2 separate regions of the Homo sapiens genome follow, and region 1 is linked to region 2. The links are chromatin loops, found by intact Hi-C in ENCODE. Cell type or tissue: natural killer cell. All regions are shown on one strand. Links, peaks and the distances in the headings refer to the core of each region. The heading gives the core; the rest is flanking DNA.

Region 1 (2,810 bases), core at 192-2,691, 55 kb before region 2:
TTTTTCTTTTCTTTTCTTTTCTTTTTTTTGAGACGGAGTCTTGCTCTGTCACCCAGGCTGGAATGTAATGGCATGATCTTCACTCACCTCAACCTTCGCCTCCTGGGTTCAAGCGATTCTCCTGCCTCAGCCTCCTGAGTATCTAGGATTACAGGCATGTGCCACCACACCCAGCTAATTTTTTGTATTTTTAGTAGAGATGGGGTTTCACCATGTTGGCCAGGCTGGTCTCGAATTCCTGACCTCAAGAGATCCACCCGCCTCAGCCTCCCAAAGTGCTGGGATTACAGGCGTGAGCCCAGCTGTTATGACTTTTTAACACCATAGTTAGTTTTGCCTGTTTCAGAATTTCATACAAATGGAACCACATAGAATATAGTCTTGTGTAAGGCTTCTTTCACTCAATTTTTTTTCAGCTTTCTGGTTGAATTTTTTGTTGTTGTTGTTTTGTTTTGTTTTTTGAGACGGAGTCTCGCTCTGTCGCCCAGGCTGGAGTGCAGTGGCGCGATCTTGGCTCACTGCAAGCTCCGCCTCCCGGGTTCATGCCATTCTGCCTCAGCCTCCCAAGTAGCTGGGACTACAGGTGCCCGCCACCACACCCGGCTAATTTTTTGTATTTTTAGTAGAGCCAGGGTTTCACCGTGGTCTTGATCGCCTGACCTCATGATCCGACTGCCTCGGCCTCCCAAAGTGCTGGGATTACAGGCGTGAGCCACCACGCCTGGCCAAATTTTTTTTTAGTTGAGATATAGTTAACATAAAATTCAGCATTAAAAATGTACAATTCAGTGGTTTTTAGAACATATTCACAATGTTGTGCAGCCATCTCCAGTAATTCTAGAACATTTCCATCACCCCAAGAAGAAACCCTGCATTTAGCAGTAGTTTCTTCTAATTCTTCCTTCCCTCCCTTAACCTCTGGTAACCTCTAATCTACTTTCTCTTTCTATCCTGATAGAATTTTTTTTGTTCCCCCATCCTGATAGAATTTATGTGTCAATTATAATGTAAGTTACCTTTTAAAATCAAAGTGAATTTGTAGTGTACTGATTTGAGATCTAAAGCAGGCTTACCTGTTTGAGTTTAACTTTATTAAGTGTAGGACATGAAAAGTAATCTAAATATTGTATGTTGTTGATGATGACCATGTGTCAATATGGAATCATAAATCCTCCTGTGCAGAATCTCCCTGTGTGCTTTTTTGGTTCCTAGAGCAGTATGCTTTGGAGGACAGAAGCCAAGCTAGATGTCACAGACACAGGGAGATGGAGTGTTGGGGACTGAGAGAATGTGACTCTGACATGCTGGGTAGAGTGCCAGGGCCAGGGTGGAGACCTGCAGAGAGACGTAGCATTGTCATGGCCCATGCAGCCCAGAAATAGGTGGAGCTCAGCCCACTGTCGCGGGAAGTCCACCCCCACCCACACCAGTATGTTTGGTTAGAATGATCACTGATTTGTCATCACAGACTCTCAGAGATTGAACCCCTTAAACCCATCATCTTGTGTCTGGCTGAAGCCAGGGACTAGGACCTAGGTTCCTCACTCTTTACCATACTCTTTCATTTTCTATAAATAAAAAAACAAATAAACTTAGACCTCTGTGAGCTCCTTCAAGGTCAGATGTGGGCAGTGGATTTAACAATGAACAGAAGCTCTCTGATAAAATCAGTCATTTTAAATGTTTGGAGGAAAATTTAAACAAACAGTTAATTTTTTGTGTGCTTCTTTTAACTCCCAAATGTTTAAATTTAGTCCAGAGAGTACTTTAACCAAAATTGTTTTTCTTTCTGAATATTGAGTATCTAAATTACTAATATGTCACATTATAACTCACGTGACTTGTGTTAGGATTCCGATGCAACACCATGCAAAACCCCGAAACAGCTGCTTTGCCGTCCGTCCACTGGGAACCGAGTAGGGTCGCAAGATGTATCCTTGGAGTCCTCTCAGGCAGTTGGGAAAATGCAAAGCACCCAAACCACTAACACATCCAACAGCACCAACAAATCTCAGGTGTGTGGAACGTGGGTTTTTAATTGTTAGTATTTGATACAAAATATTTAGAATTTCCCACATGTAAATAATATGCAGCATGGGTTTGAAGAAAACGCTAGATTGAAGAACAAACTTATTTTATTCTAAGAGGTTCCAACACATGACAGTGCTTCTAGGAACAGGATGTCCTAAGGATCCTTGTGAGACACCATTGTAACATAAATCTCTTCAGGAATCTATTGACTGGTCCTTATAAGATGTTCCAGCCAAACTACCATATAAAAAGTGTCTCAGTTGTACATGAAATAAGCTGGCATGAAGGTTTTGTGAGGCCTCATGGCAGTGTGCATATCTGGGAATAATGTATCCTTTTCTAATATTTTAATGTTCAATACCTTGTTGCTGGTGTTGAAATGATCAGCTGGCTGTCAGGCGTGGTCAGTTGATTAACATTAGCTTGGACTTAAAAGGCCACAGAGATACTCTAGTTTAAGTTTTTTTGTTGCCTAGAATTGTCATTAACTGAGTAATGACTCAGAGTGAGGGGAGGAAGCCATTGATATGGGGCTCTGGCCTAAGGCTGGGTCACTCCTCACTATAGCTGGGAACCTGGGAATAGGCCTCTTGGCTGTAACCTTGTGTCTGATTTGACTCACTGAGTTCACTTTACCTACGCGGCCTTAGCCATGTATGCCAGACACAGACTTATCACAAAATACCAGTTCAAGTGACAGGGTTGACAGAAGGGACTGAGGTCACGAGAAAGCCACAGGCCATGAGTAGCAGGAAGGGAGTAGCCACCTGTGCTGACCC
Region 2 (2,810 bases), core at 74-2,573:
GGCCTCAGAGGTCTGACACAGCCCCTCCTTTGCAAGAGGGGAAACTAAGGCACAGGTCAGGCAAGAGACTTGTTTAGGGTCACAGAGCAGGTTGGTGGCTAAGCTGGGACTGGAATGCAGGTTTCTGGTCCCCAAGACTGATCAGCAGCCTGTGCCCTGGGAGTGGGAACAAAGTCAGCCTGGGGGTGCTTGGGGGCTATGGAGGGGGAGCAGGGTTGGCTGGGGGCTCATGCCGTTGGGGAATTTCAGTCTTTGCCCCTGCTCGGCAACTTTGCAGGCTGTTAGGAGATGCGGTGGGGGGCCTGCCCACTCTGCACCTGCCTCTCCCTGGACCCCATGGTTGGGCTCTGACCCTGCAGGGCTTCCTCTGACACTAAGCGTGCCTTCTTGGCCATTTGCCAATTTGTCTTGCAAGCTTGGCCTGTTGGACATCATGACCTGTGCAGACAACCTGGTTATCAGCACCCCCAGTTTACTGATGAGGAAACTGAGGCCAGAGTGTGCAGGCGACTGCTATTCACAGGCCATTGGTAGCAGAGCTGGGATTGGGTGCAGGCATCCTCCCAGAGGCCAAGCGTAGCTGGGAGAGGTGTGCTGTGGCAGGTAAGGCAGGTGCGGCAGGTGCAGCAGGTGCTTCCCGATCTTGAGGGAGGCCCTTTCTTCATCTGCCCTCATCCTTTGGCTGTGGCGCCCTCCTCCCTCACCCATGCCACTCTGCGTGCTTCCCCACCCTGGGCCTGGTGCAGGATTCTGGCTGGCTACCCTGCTCGGCCATTCACGTCACAGGTGTTTGCCAGGACCAGCTGCGGGACACACACACACAGATCCCACCACGACAGTTTGGCAAGTCAGGGGCCGGGATATTGGACCCACACTGGGAAGGCCTCTTGGTACGGGAGGTGCCTGGGAGAGCAGGGCATGGGGGCCACAGGGCTCTGGGGACAGAGAGGGCTGGGCTTGGGGGGATGGGACCTTGAATACCAGCAACATTGAATCCCTGGGTCCCACGAGGTTTACTGGGGGCCTCTTAGGTCAGGCTTGCACTGGGCAGAGCAGCTGCTGGCTTCATGGAGCTCAGGGTCTCTTGAGAGAGTTCGCGTTAATATGAGATTCCCTTGGCAAATGAAAAATCTGCCTGAGACCCAGCCTACCAGGGGAGCCGAGAGCCGGCAGGACCGGGGGCGCGAGACGGAGCATGCAGGTTTTTTGTCTGGAGCTGCGTGGCGTCCCAGGCAGGGTGTGGGCCCAGGGGCCTGAGCGGGGCCTCTTCCCTGGAGGCTTCCATGCCCCCCTCACTCCAAGGTCCCCACTTCCCCTTTTTGAGGCCAACAGGGCCCCAAAGCAGCCCTGAGCCTGCTGAGGCTCGGCCGGAGGAAGCCAGGCTGTGGTTTCTGCCAACAGTGGCCGGGTGAGGAAGTGGGTGTCCTGTCTGCATCTGTGAAAGCTGGGGGTTTCTAGAACATACTCCCTGCAAGGGCTGTGGTTGTGCTGGGGACGCTGCCAGATCAGCTGGACTGGGGAAGGATTTTCCGAGCACCCAGGGACCTGGCCCTGCAGTTGCAGTATGGAGTCCCAGCCTCTTGCTTCCAGCAGGTCTTCTGGCTGGAGAACCTGGACCCAGCCAGCCAGTATTTGATAAGGAGACCACAGTCCTGCCTTAGTTGCAGGGAAGGGATAAGGGAGTGTGTGTGGGGTTGCTCAGCAGGCTTCCTGGAGGAGGAGGCCCTCCTGGAGTTCGCTGGCCTGAACTTGCTCCTGCAAGGCAGAGGGAAGTAATTCGATGGGGTCCCCTGAGCTCCCCACCTCTTGGTCATAGCTCTGTCCTGGGCCTTGTTTGTAGGGAAGAGGTTGGTGTTTTGGGATATTATGGGATTTCTGGATGCCAGCCCCATGAGGGTGATAGGGACCCCGGATATCCTGTGTTTAAATCCCAGCTTTTTTTTTTTTTCCAGACAGGATTCTCTATCACCCAGGCAGGAGTGCAGTGGCATGATCATAGTTCAGTGAATGTAGCCTTGACCTCCTGGGTTCAAGCAATTCTCCTGCCTCAGCCTCTCAAGTAGCTTGGACTACAAGTGTATGCCACCAAGCCTGGCTAATTAAAAAAAAAATAAACAACTTTTTATAGCGATGGGGTCTCATTATATTGCCCAGGCTGGTCTTAAACTCCTGAACTCCTGGCTGGGGCTGGGCTGTGGAGCCTGGAAAGTGTGATGGAGGGATGAGCGGGGCTGTCCCCTCCAAGACCCAGCTCCTTTCTGGAGGACTGGCTGTGTCTGCAGGGGCACACTCTTACCTCTGTGCTGACTGAGACCCTTCCAGTTGACTCTGAACCCACTGAGGGGCCACGGGTGCTTGTTAGACGCAACAAACTGGGTCCAGAAGCCTGATGTGGACTTTGAGACTCTTGGTTGCGAGTGACAGAAGCTCAAACTGGCTGAAGCTGAAAGGGGCATTGCTTGTCCCATGTGGTTAAATATCTAGAGGTTGCGTAAGCTTCAGGCACAGCTGGCTCCTGTGACCCCAGGAGGTGTTGCCAGGCCCCTGTCTTGTGCCAGTTCTCCATGTTGGTGTCAGTTTCAGGTGGGCTCTCTCCTTGTGGTGGCTCGGGTGTCTGCTGACAGTGTCAGGTCACCGACAAAAGAGAACGCCTCTTTCCCTGGGTCAGCAGAAGTCCAAAGAGAGCCTTCACTTCCCAGGCCTGTGGCATTAGGGCTTGAGAGGGACTTTGCTGATTGGCCACACTGGGGTCATGTGGCCCATGAACCAGGGTACTGAGGGTCGGGAGAAGGGACATTGCACAGCAGAAG

The links. Hi-C counts contacts between places; a loop is a spot of excess contacts. Peaks named below come from ENCODE experiments on the same cell type or tissue, not always from the same donor. Only the 100,000 strongest peaks of a DNase experiment are listed, where the experiment ranks them.
Region 1: it touches region 2 in a loop (2.1-fold over the local background); 4 of 110 quality-filtered maps call a loop at or near these places.

What each region holds. Positions count from the first base shown.
Region 1 is chr16:50,225,989-50,228,798 of GRCh38, forward strand. TENT4B (terminal nucleotidyltransferase 4B) reads left to right here. Exons shown (of 12, transcript NM_001365324.3): 11 at 1,851-2,015. Among named protein-coding and RNA genes, the nearest start is that of ADCY7, 39 kb to the right of the region's middle. In natural killer cell, for the core only: no CTCF peak of the experiment used is centred there; no DNase peak of the experiment used is centred there; H3K27ac peaks cover 799 bases.
Region 2 is chr16:50,280,779-50,283,588 of GRCh38, forward strand. All of the region lies in intron 1 of ADCY7 (adenylate cyclase 7), which reads left to right. Among named protein-coding and RNA genes, the nearest start is that of MIR6771, 10 kb to the right of the region's middle. In natural killer cell, for the core only: no CTCF peak of the experiment used is centred there; a DNase peak (open chromatin) is centred at 1,433; H3K4me3 peaks cover 1,400 bases; H3K27ac peaks cover 2,500 bases.